Regions from separate parts of the Homo sapiens genome. Here all the other regions are linked to region 2. A link is a contact called in ENCODE Hi-C or POLR2A ChIA-PET data. All regions are on one chromosome and are shown on one strand. The core of a region is the stretch at or near the end of the contact, and the rest is flanking DNA. Distances in the headings are between cores, read along the strand shown.

Region 1 (2,700 bases), core at 110-2,609, 2.4 Mb after region 2:
TCCAGAGCTCTGTGCCAGACTGAAGGCCCTGGTGGCATGGGTTCACAGGGGGATCTCCTGACCTAAGAGTTGCAAAGATCCATGAGGGAAGCATGGGTTCCTGGGGTCACACATTCACTCACCACCTCCCTGGGTAGAGGAGGTTCCCCTGGCTCTGTGTTACTCCTGGGTGGGCTATCAACCTGCCTTGCTTTTCTCGATTCTCTGTGGGTTGAATTGTTTCTTTGATTAGACCCAATGCATTTACCTGGATGTATCAGTTGAAAATGCTGTATTTATGCACCCCTTCCATTCCTTTCTGTGAGAGCAGTGCACACTAGCTACTTCTAGTTGGCCATTTTCTCAGGTATTTCCTATATTCTCTTAAACCTTTCAGTCCTTCAACGCGCAGTCTCCCTCCTGCCTCAGGGCCTTGGCACATACTTTATTTTTCCTTGCCTGCAACGTTCTCATCTCTCTCTTGATCCCCCTCTCTGAACTTCCTCTAAGTTAATGTCTATTTATTAAAATCTCAGCTCAATCATTGCTTCTTTATTGACCCACAACCCCCCCAATCCCACAACTCTATCAGGTTCCCCCTTTTTATCTTTCCAGGTAGCAACTTCTACTTTTCCTTCTTATCAGTCATCATGATTTGTAATTGCTTACTTTTTAATGATTATTTAATCAATATTTCTCTCCTTTTGTTTACAAATTTTCTAGCACCTGGCCCAGTGAAGAACACTCAATAAATATAATTAAAGAAATATGTAAGAGAAGATAGAATTTTTATTGCACATTAACAAAAGAAATGAAAGAATCCACCTTTTTGAAAATTTAAAAATAAACCAAAATTTCTTATAGGCTGAGACATTGATCCATATAATTTGGTATAAACTTTGTTTGCTGATGAAGAGAGGGAAGTGGGGAGATGGGATGTAACTAATCTAGCAGCAATGAAAAAACAAAATTTTTCTGGTGAAATAAGTAATGGTTTTCTGGTTGAATAATTCTACACACAGAAAATGATTGATTAGAGTTTCCTGCAAGCCTGGGCTATGCAAATATAGCAGGTGTCTATGTATATGCAAGGCTTGAACACAGTCTTCAGTTACTTTTTTGGGAAAGCTGCCCCAGTTTAGTTTTGAGTCATATTTCTACATCTGTCACTATGTTCTAATCATTACCCAAACAGGTATCAGACATGACCACGTAGGCAAAATAAATAAATAAATAATAAAATTTAAAAAACCCAATTTTGGCTTTAAAGTGTCTCAGCATGGATAATGTGGATGAATGGATACATGTTCTAATCTACTTATATCTACTTATTTCTGTTTCAATTTTAAAAAGTGATAGAGCACTCATGAAGGCATAAGTATTGCCTAACAAGTTAACTGGAGCCTCAGTTAATATGTGCTACATTAGCTGAATGAATGAGTGAATGACTAAAATTTGACAGAAAAAAGATTGTGAGATCTGTGGGATTCTTTCCTTTCCTTTTCTTTTTCTTTCTTTCTTTCTTTTTCTTTTTCTTTTTTTTTTTGAGATGGAGTTTCACTCTTGTTGCCCAGGTTGGAGTGCAATGGCGTGATCTCGGCTCACCACAACCTCCGCCTCCTGGGCTCAAGTCATTCTCCTGCCTCAGCCTCCTAAGTAGCTGAGATTATAGTCATGCACCACCACGCCCAGCTAATTTTGTATTTTTAATAGAGATGGGGTTTCTCCATGTTGGTCAGGCTGGTCTTGAACTCCCGACCTCAGGTTATCTGCCTGCCTCGGCCTCTCAGAGTGCTGGTATTATAGGCATGAGACACCGCACCCAGCCAGATCTGTGGGATTCTTCACTTGATCTTGTGGCGATCTGAGATAACCAAAATCTATTTTGAGAATTAACTCTTCACTTAAGAGCTTCTAGTACAAACTACATGGTTCCTTTGGCAAGTACTTTTTATGTGGCACTAAAGATGCCCTAAGGAGCTTTAGAAAAATCAATGAGAAAGATCCACTTGGTTCCAGAAAGTGTTTTACATTTCAGGAAGGTCAGTGAATCAGTGTTTCTGGTTCATTTCAGCCTAACTGCATTCTATTTGAAGTAGTTTTTTAAATGGTCATCTCCTGATCACTTTTTCTTTTAGGTCTCATTAAGCTTAAAGGGCTTCACCTCAAAGGGACCCTGATCACTAAAAAGTTATTTCTGGATGGAGTGATGTTAGCCAGTTAGAGGATTGGGGGTCACTTGCTCTTATCTTCCCTCAGTAAGAATCCCATCCACAGAAAAAAGTCTCCTTCTGGGTCTCTGAGATTCAGGTAGAAGGCTGTGAAACCTGGTGGAGCCCAAGACCTAGGATAGTGGTTTTGAGAGTGCAGACCTGCACCTAGGTGTCAGACTGGCTGACTGTGCTTCTGAGTTCAAACCTCAAACCAGCCCCATTCCCTAAAGGCTTGCCTTGAACCTACAAACAAAACAATTTTCCAAAGGGTCCAGGAGGAATCATGCACACTATTGCCTCAGCAGAAAGGCTCATCTGCTTGCTGACATCAGTTTCAGTAGTAGACTTGAAAGTTATCCTGCAACTTGGCTCTAGTCCCTTTCAGCTGTGTTCCCAGCTTAGTATTGCTCACACAGGATGCAGAGGGAGACTCACCCATTTGAGTTACTGAGACAGACTTACTGGCCTCTGTCTTCACAGATTTTGAAGGGGCCCAGTCTTGGTGCTA
Region 2 (2,700 bases), core at 196-2,695:
TCCAACAGGCAGTCATTTCTTTCTGAGGAGCAAGGTAGTAAAGACAATTAGAGTTATCAAAAAAGAAAAAAAAAAAACCCTCATAAGGCCATCAAGCTTCAGAATTTCGATGGTAGACTGACGATCCAGGATCTTCTAGAAATATATTTAATCTATTAAAATTAAAATTAAGTATTTTTTTCTAGAGTTCTTTTTTAATAATAGAGTCATTACAAAATAGTACAATGCCGAATTGCTAAATTTTTTCATTTTGGGTTATTTCTCAGGTAAAAATAAGTGCATATAGATTTTATTTAGAGGTAGCAACAAAGAGGATAAAAATAAGCATTTGAGTGCATTCCATTCTCTGCAAGCTTTGAAATAAAGGACTATCTAATTCTTCATGAGTTATCGGGAAAAAGTCACCAATTCTTCGATTCTTACAAAATCATCTTAATACTATGGACAAATTCAAGGTTCGTAGTAAAAATTGCTTTTTTTAAAGTCTTCCCTTTCCACTCCAGGCCCTGAGACTGGGTTAACGGGCAAAGGGAGAAAAAATTGGGAAAAAGTAACGTTTTTGTTTGGATGTCCCAGTTGAGTTTGGTCCAATGAGTTGGGGGGGTGTCTCTCCATTTGGCGGGAGTGGGGAGGGAGACCCTGGAACTCCTGAGGGATCGGTGGGGCTGCCCCTCAGGGCGCGGGACACGCGGAGGAGGCGGGAGATAACCGCGAGCGCGATCTCCCGCGCCCGCCAGCAAGGCTGGGACCGCGAAAAATCGGGGAAACTGCCTTTGGCTGTGAGGGTGCGGGGCAGATGTAGAAAAGGGGCGCAGGGGGAGAAGGTGAGGCACCTGGCCAGGCCCTGGGGGCTTCTCGCTCGCAGCCCTGTCACCGCCGGGGGCCCCGGGGTGGGGGAGGGGAGGGGCATTTGGCGCCTATTCAAGCAGGGTGGGGTAGGTGGGTCTTCCGAGGAGGAAAAAGGGCGCCCTGGGATGCCACGACCCGCACCTCCCGGGGCTGGAGTCCACGGTCGGCGTGGGTGGCGGGACCCCGCGGCCCGCCATCCCGCCCCTGCACATCTGGCTCTTCTGGCTTCCCCCCGACACCCAGCCGCCCTCCTCCCGGACCCAGGAACCGCTGCCGCCGCCCGAGGCCGGGCGTGTGGCATGGCCGCGCGTCCAGGCTCCGAGGGACGTCGGGTCAGGGTCTCAGGCTGCGACCCTCCCCGTGCACCCCTCCTGGCGTGCGCGCCCCCCTCGCGACCGCTCCCCTCACTCACTATCCGAGGGTCGAGGGCGCCCGGCGGCTGTCACTGCGCTGGGGCTGGCGCTGCAGGAGCAGCGGGGTGGCCGTAGGGCGCAGCTGCAGGGGCGCCGGCTCATGCCAGCCGACGTGGAGTCTGCCTCAGGTGGAGGAACCGCTCCGGGGGCAGCTGAGCAACCTGCCTGCTTCACAGACCTGTATCTCTTAAAAGGCGCCAGCTGGTACTTTTAAAATCTTTGAATTTGGTGCCTAAATCCGCGCGGTCCAATGAGACGCGTCGCTTGCATGCGCGCACCAATAGGAGGGCAGTGGGTGGGGGCGCCCTCGTCCGCGCCCAATTGGAGGCTGCCGAGGCGGGGCCGAGCCGCGAAGCCCAGCCCCCTTCCAGCTTACCGGCTCCCCACGTCCGGAAAGATGCTACGGCCGGGGGCGGGACCTCCGAGCACGGGGAGGCCGCGGCCCGGCCACACGTGTGGAGGGTCTATCACGCATGCGTGCGCCCGCCAAGATTCCTTCCGCCGTCTTCTGGACCGGCCTCCTGCAAGTCCTAATCTCAGCCCAAATTCAGCGCTGGCTTCCATCTGGAGATCTTTGATGGGTACAAATGGTAGCCGACTTTCTTCGATCATCTCTCGAACGGGAGTTCGGTGAGCAGCAACTCGGCTCGTCCGGGAATCCAGACTTTCCGGAAGACGGACCCTCCCCCCAGTCCAGCTTAGCCCGCCTCTCTAGGATTTACGCGCGCGCTCTGCTCTCCCTCCTAACTCGACCCTCCCCTTGACCCACGCCTCTGCGCAGGCGCCTTGGCGGGCTGTGGCTGCGGAGTTGGCGGGTCGGCGCCTGCGCACTGGAGTCCCCCGCGATTTTTTCCTCCGGGGTGGGCGAGGAGGCTGTGCGGCCTTCCCCAGCGGCTGTAGCAGGAGACCTGCGGCTGCATCTCCCAGGGCCTTCCGGCGGGGCCGAGGGTAGGACCGAGGCACTTCTTCCTTGCAAGCGCGTTTATTTGTATTTTCAACCACACTTCAGACGCTACTGGTTTATAGGAACGTTAAGTTTACTGAGTGTGCAGCTACGCTCCCCTGGGTTTTTGTTCCTTTCCTTAAAGGGCCAGGTGTAGGAGACAGTAGTCCTGCTCCCAAAAAAAGAATAAATAGAAGTGCCCGCCCTCTTGGGCTGGACCCCCGTGGCCAAGGGAGTTTTTAGTGATGGCTGGCATGGACGTCAGTATGAAAGTGTACCGGAGTATTAGTGATGCTTAACTTTTCACAATTTGAATATGCACTTAAGTAGGGCAGTGCATTCCCTGAACTCAGCTTTATGGCTACAGCCCAGTGAAGCAACGGGATGTGAACTCCAAAACGGCGAATCCTCCTTTGCTGTTTCCCTCTGGTGCCTTTCTGCAGCCTCGGAGTGAGTTCTTGGCTGTAGTCAGTTTTCAGTACCGTTAGTGACGAG
Region 3 (2,700 bases), core at 16-2,515, 2.1 Mb before region 2:
CATGTCTGTGTGGATTTTCTCTGTCTTCTGGTGTCCTGTCACATCCCAAAGCCGTGCAGTGCACTTTAGGTAAATTGGTGCATCTACACGATCCGAGTGTGAGTGTGGGTGTGTGTGAGCACACCCTGTGAGGTGCCCTGAGTTGGAATAAGCCGGTAAAAATGATCTCACTTTTATTAATCTTTATTTTTCTCTAAGCGAGAGGGATAGGGGGTGTTTAAAAAAAACTTTTTCTTTGAGACAGAGCTGTGCTCTGTCGCCCAGGCTAGAGTACAGTGACATGATCTCGGCTCACTGCAACCTCTGGCTCCTGGGTTCAAGCGATTCTCCTGCCTCAGCCTCCCGAGTAGCTGAGAATACAGGCACGCGCCACCACACCCAGCCAATTTTCTGTATTTTTAGTAGAGATGGGGTTTCGCCATGTTGGCCAAGCTGGTCTTGAACTTCTGGCCTCACGTGATCTGCCCACCTCAGCCTCCCAAAGTGTTGGGATTATAGGCGTGAGCTAAAAATCTTCCTTAAATATATGCATGGCTCACACTTATTTCAATGTTTAATATTAGAAGTGTTTTGGTCTTTATTTCGAAGTTTAGGGGCGATTTTGTGACCACAGATATGTTGTAGGAACTTCACTCATATCAATTAGCCTGTGGTCAAACTGTTTTCCTTACAGTCATTTGGCTTAAAGTTTCAGTTTCCAAGAACCCCTCCACGATGTTAGGTGAGGACTTAGGGAATGTGGAGATGACCTAAAGTTTATGATGGGAAGATGTGTGTAGGTGATATGCAAACACTTTTTTTTTTTTTTTTTTTTACCAAGGACTTGAGCATTTGTGGACGTGGGTCCCCTGGAGGGGCCCTGGAACCAATCAGGACTATAAAATCCTTTTAAGGTTTTAAGAAGAGCATTGTTATCTCTGTGGTACTGACGAAGACCCCGCAAGCTCACCGAGATTAAGTGCCCCTGCCTAAGGTTACAAAGCCTCTTATCCTCAGGCCACCTCCAGTACAGCAAATCCAAGCCCTCCCGTCTAAACTTGGCGCCCTGAGTACCAAGGGTCACCTCGGCCTTTCAGGCTGAAGGGAGGGAGGCTGAGTCTCAGGGCAGAGTCTGAGTCCCACTCCGCACCCCACCCTCTGTCTGGTACAGCTTACCAAACCAAAGTGCCCAAAGCCGTGACATCCCGGCCGGCGGCTCGCAGGCCCCCGCCCTCCGCACGTCACGGCCGCCGGGTGCAGTGCCCCCTAGGGGCCCCTGGGACGAGGAGGAAGCGCCAGGTCCTTCCCGCCGCCGCCGCCGCCGCCGCCGCCTGCTCCCCTGGCACGCGCCCCGCCGCCCTCGGCAGCCGCAGCTCCGTGTCCCCTGAGAACCAGCCGTCCCGCGCCATGGGCACGCGTCTGCCGCTCGTCCTGCGCCAGCTCCGCCGCCCGCCCCAGCCCCCGGGCCCTCCGCGCCGCCTCCGTGTGCCCTGTCGCGCTAGCAGCGGCGGCGGCGGAGGCGGCGGCGGTGGCCGGGAGGGCCTGCTTGGACAGCGGCGGCCGCAGGATGGCCAGGCCCGGAGCAGCTGCAGCCCCGGCGGCCGAACGCCCGCGGCGCGGGACTCCATCGTCAGGTGAGTGTCGGGTCTGGCCCTGGCCCAGGTCTCCAGCGGCTGTGGCCCCGACCCAGGGGCGGAGCGCCCGGGACCGCCGTGGGGAGCGGGGCGCGGGGCTGCGAGTGTTTGGTGCCAACTCATTAGGGGGGCCGGGCGGTGTGTCGGGAAACGCGGGCTTGGGCACTGCGGCCGGGAGCGCTGGCGGAGAACGGGGGATCCAGTACCCGACCGGGCCCGCAGCGCAGGTGGGCGTGGGCATCTCCAATGGGCGCCTAGCGGCATGGACCGCACGCCCGGCTCCACGTGCGCAGCCGGCCGCCGGCTCTGATGCAATCGCGCCGGGCGCGACCCAGACGGTAAAGGGGCGGTGCGGCTGGGGCGGAAACCAGGGGAGGGGGCGAGGAGCAGGAGGAGGGCGGGGCTGCGGCTCGGCGCGCCGGCTGGCCCGGGGTTCGGGAAGGGCAAGCGGAGCTCGGGAGAGGCGGGCTCGGGCCCAGCGCCGCCCGCGCGAAGCTCCCTGGTGTTGTGCGCCCTTCCCCGCGCGCGGCCCCTCCTGCTGGGCTGGGGTCTGTGGCTGACGTCCGCTTTTCCCGGAACGGCAAAGGTGGAGCCGGGCCCCCGGGACAGCCGCCGGGGGGAATCCGAGAGGTCTCAGCGCTGGTTTCCAGCTTCGCCGCGCAGCGCCCACGGAGTCCCCGCGCAGCTGGGTTTGCAGGGTTTTCTGCGGGCCCAGAGCGAACTGGGAGCCCCGGGCCCGGCCTTTCCCGTCCCGGTCCCCGCCCCTGGGCTCCAGCCTTCCCCGCCCTCGCCCAGAGGGGCGCACGGGTCTCGGGCCTTGCAGGGCGAGCCCTTCGGGACAACTTGGGGGTGGCAAGAAAGCCCCTTCCGCCTCCCTCGGAACTGGGATTAGGAACGAGTTCCAGGATGCGGTTTCCCCGGCCAGCGGACCACCTCCTCCATTCACATCCTCTTCCCTTTCCTTCTAGCCTTCTTTCTTAGTCATTGCCTGCTTGCCTTTCTCTCTGCCTTTCCTTCCTCCCTCTGCTCTCCCATTTTCCTCCCCACTCCCCTTCTCCCATCTCAGTAAAATACGTTTCCTAGGCTC
Region 4 (2,700 bases), core at 6-2,505, 2.2 Mb after region 2:
CCCACCTCAGTCTCCCAAAGTGCCGAGATTACAGGCGTGAGCCACTGCACCCAGCCAGTTCTTACTCTGCACTTACCATCTCTTACTGTTAGCCACTCTGTCAAGTGCGTATGTCATGGCTCCCAGGAAAGCTTGTAATCGATATAGTTTATATATGCCCTATTTCTATTAGATGTAGTCATTTAATGGCTGAGGATGACTGATTTGTAATAAAGGCCCATAATTTTAGGGTCCTATCTCTTCCAGCATTATATAACAATGTAAAATTCTTACTTTGAAAGTTAAGAGGCCTGGCATGGTGGCTCGTGCCTGTAATCCCAGAATTTTGGGAGGCTGAGTCAGGTGGATCATTTGAGACTAGCCTGGGCAACATGGTGAAACCCTGTCTCTATCAAAAATGCAAAAAATTATCCGAGTGTAGTGGCTTGCTCCTCGGAGGCTGAGGTGGGAGGATTGCTTGAGCCTGGGAGGCAGAGGTTGCAGTGAGCCAAGATCGCACCACTGCACTCTGACCTGGGTGGCAGAGTAAGACCCCATCCCTGAAAAAAGAAAGTTATGAAACTATAGCATCAGTACACTTCCTATTAACAGAGTTTATGTTGGACTTTGAAAATAAATTTTGCTGATGTAGCCACTTACAGTGAGAATTTAAGCTTAGTGCTTAAGATGGGCTCAAATCAACAGGTCCCATCGATGCTCTAAGGAGTGAGAAGAAACTATGATTTCTGCATTTGTTTTACTCCTATTTGTTTTAGCTAAGCATTACTTGTGATGTAGGGATACTGAAGAAATTCCTTTCATTTATAGGACAATTTTAATGCAGCCTCTGTAATTTCTGTGCTATCGTACCCAGATAACTAGATTCAGATAGAATGGCAGATAGAACTAAGGGTGTAATTTGTTTTTTTATATCTCTGGGACTTAAAATTCTGCCTGAGCTGGCTAAATAATTAATATTTCATTTTGCTACTTTTCATCTGCTAATCATTCTTGGAGAATACTTGTAACCTGCACAAACCTATTTTTATACAATAAGTACATTACGCCCATTTCTATAACACAGAAAGGCTGTTGTGAGGGAGGGGCCGTGTGCATTTTAAACTATTTCACTCTAATTGATGCATCATATAACAGCCCAACAGTGAGTCACCCTAATTCAAAATCTGTTAAGTCTGGAATAAAGCCAGTCTTACTTGAACATTTTTTTAGAGGACACTTTGGCTTGCCAAAAATGAAAGCTTTTCATAACGAACGTCTGGATGAGTAATAGTGAGTCTTACACGGCCTTTGAAGGGAGGTGTTTGTCATGGAGATTGTGACAACAAAGTCCCCACTAAGGCTCAGATGGCGGCAACCCCAGAAGCTTCATTGCAGAAATTGTGACAGCCCCTGGGCCTTGGCCCCTTCTTCTGGAAAATTGGCTTGGGGTATTCCAACTTTCTGTGGCAGTGAGTGAATGCAGTATTGTCATCTTAGTCATGAGCTGTAAACTGAAAAAAAAACCTAAAAAACCCCAAAAAACCCCAAAACCAAAACAAACCCCCTAATATTGTTTTCTTAAATGGAAAATATGAATGAAACAGCTTACTCTTCACCACAGTATGGTAATCTGTTTAGAGAGAATATTAATACACAACCCTACATAGCATATATATATGCATACAGCTAGCGAGCTAGCTAGATCCATCTTTGTTTTTCTTTCATATCAACCGATGTGTGGGCCTCAGTCCAAGAAGGAAATAAACACTTTCTCTTCTATGACATTTTACTGTTGTTAAGAAAACTGGGAGCGTGCAACTCCCTTTTGTGTTTTCTCCTCATCTCCCTTGCAAATAGACTTTCCTTTTATCAGCCACTGTGGTGGTTTGGGCCCATTTGTGACAGCCAGATTGTGATTTTGCTACTCACTTCCCTTCAGTGATCCAAGTAGTAATTACAAGCCATTTGATCCAAAAGCATCTGCTGTGAGAACACACGGAGTTTCAATTTTTTCTCCTTGCTGCATACTGAGCATAAGTAATTTGACATGTGGTTTCAGGACCATTGATGTAATAATAATAATAATAAATACTTCTGTGGAATGCCCTCCAAGGAGAGCTAAAGTGATTTGCAGACGTTCACTAGTCAGTCTGGAGTGACTGTGGCTGCAGCCCAGTGATGTTCCCGTGTCGTGATGGCCAGTTGGAGCTGACTGCAAGGTGATCTGAGCAGCAGTGGCCAGAACAGTGGCCCAGGGCTTTGGAACAAAGGATGATTCTCAGGAAGTTCTTTATAGTGGCCATCGCTGAAATGCAGTAGCTACTCCCAGTACAGTATAATGCCCTGATCCAGCCTCAGCTTCCAAAAAAAATCTTTACAATTTATGTCTTTCAAATGCAATTCCTCCCATCAGTCTCCTAACCACCCCACGAGGCTGGCGTTTTTAACCTCTTTTGAAGGTGAAGGAACAGAAGTGCAGAGGCACTAGATAACAGCCCCTAACAAGGCTGAGATTTGACCTGGATTGCCTTGCTATTATTGTATTTTTTCTGTCTCCATTTGCATTCTCAGGACCAGGAAACCTTGAAGAGGCTAGTTGGAAATATATATATATATATATATATATATATATATATATATATATATATTTTTTTTTTTTTTTTTTTTTTTTTTCTTTGATGGGAGGAAGTAGAGTAGGAGGCGTGGTAGGTGCGTAACAGT

The links. Hi-C counts contacts between places; a loop is a spot of excess contacts on that map. ChIA-PET counts read pairs that join two places held with the same protein, here RNA polymerase II (POLR2A). Pooled maps may share reads with other maps.
Region 1: a loop to region 2 is called in a map with no recorded cell type, with 10 times the contacts of the local background. The contact joins the enhancer-like site here to the promoter of FBXO5 in region 2. A Hi-C loop is called at or near these places in 2 of 37 single-sample maps with no recorded cell type and 3 of 50 pooled maps.
Region 3: a loop to region 2 is called in a pooled map, with 24 times the contacts of the local background. The contact joins the promoter of MTHFD1L here to the promoter of FBXO5 in region 2. A Hi-C loop is called at or near these places in 1 of 168 maps with a recorded cell type or tissue (naive thymus-derived CD4-positive, alpha-beta T cell), 3 of 37 single-sample maps with no recorded cell type and 8 of 50 pooled maps. POLR2A ChIA-PET finds 5 or more read pairs at or near these places in 1 of 52 experiments (T-cell).
Region 4: a loop to region 2 is called in a pooled map, with 10 times the contacts of the local background. The contact joins the enhancer-like site here to the promoter of FBXO5 in region 2. A Hi-C loop is called at or near these places in 4 of 37 single-sample maps with no recorded cell type and 9 of 50 pooled maps.

The regions. Positions count from the first base shown.
Region 1 is chr6:155,350,440-155,353,139 of GRCh38, forward strand. No RefSeq gene overlaps it. Among named protein-coding and RNA genes, the nearest start is that of TFB1M, 37 kb to the left of the region's middle. Within about 2 kb of position 1,360, at least 2 of the 41 ENCODE cell types and tissues checked have a DNase peak (open chromatin) inside an H3K27ac peak, as active enhancers do.
Region 2 is chr6:152,981,596-152,984,295 of GRCh38, forward strand. It overlaps FBXO5 (F-box protein 5), which reads right to left and starts at 1,446. Exons shown (of 5, transcript NM_012177.5): 1 at 1,262-1,446. The coding sequence starts at 1,364. RefSeq lists silencers at 880-949, 1,430-1,749 and enhancers at 1,780-1,999, 2,290-2,409.
Region 3 is chr6:150,864,437-150,867,136 of GRCh38, forward strand. It overlaps MTHFD1L (methylenetetrahydrofolate dehydrogenase (NADP+ dependent) 1 like), which reads left to right and starts at 1,266. Exons shown (of 28, transcript NM_015440.5): 1 at 1,266-1,613. The coding sequence starts at 1,387. RefSeq lists silencers at 1,108-1,337, 1,398-1,807, 1,968-2,167, 2,288-2,437.
Region 4 is chr6:155,170,061-155,172,760 of GRCh38, forward strand. All of the region lies in intron 9 of TIAM2 (TIAM Rac1 associated GEF 2), which reads left to right. Among named protein-coding and RNA genes, the nearest start is that of CLDN20, 93 kb to the right of the region's middle. RefSeq lists enhancers at 1,187-1,246, 1,287-1,706, 1,737-1,796. Within about 2 kb of position 1,256, at least 18 of the 41 ENCODE cell types and tissues checked have a DNase peak (open chromatin) inside an H3K27ac peak, as active enhancers do.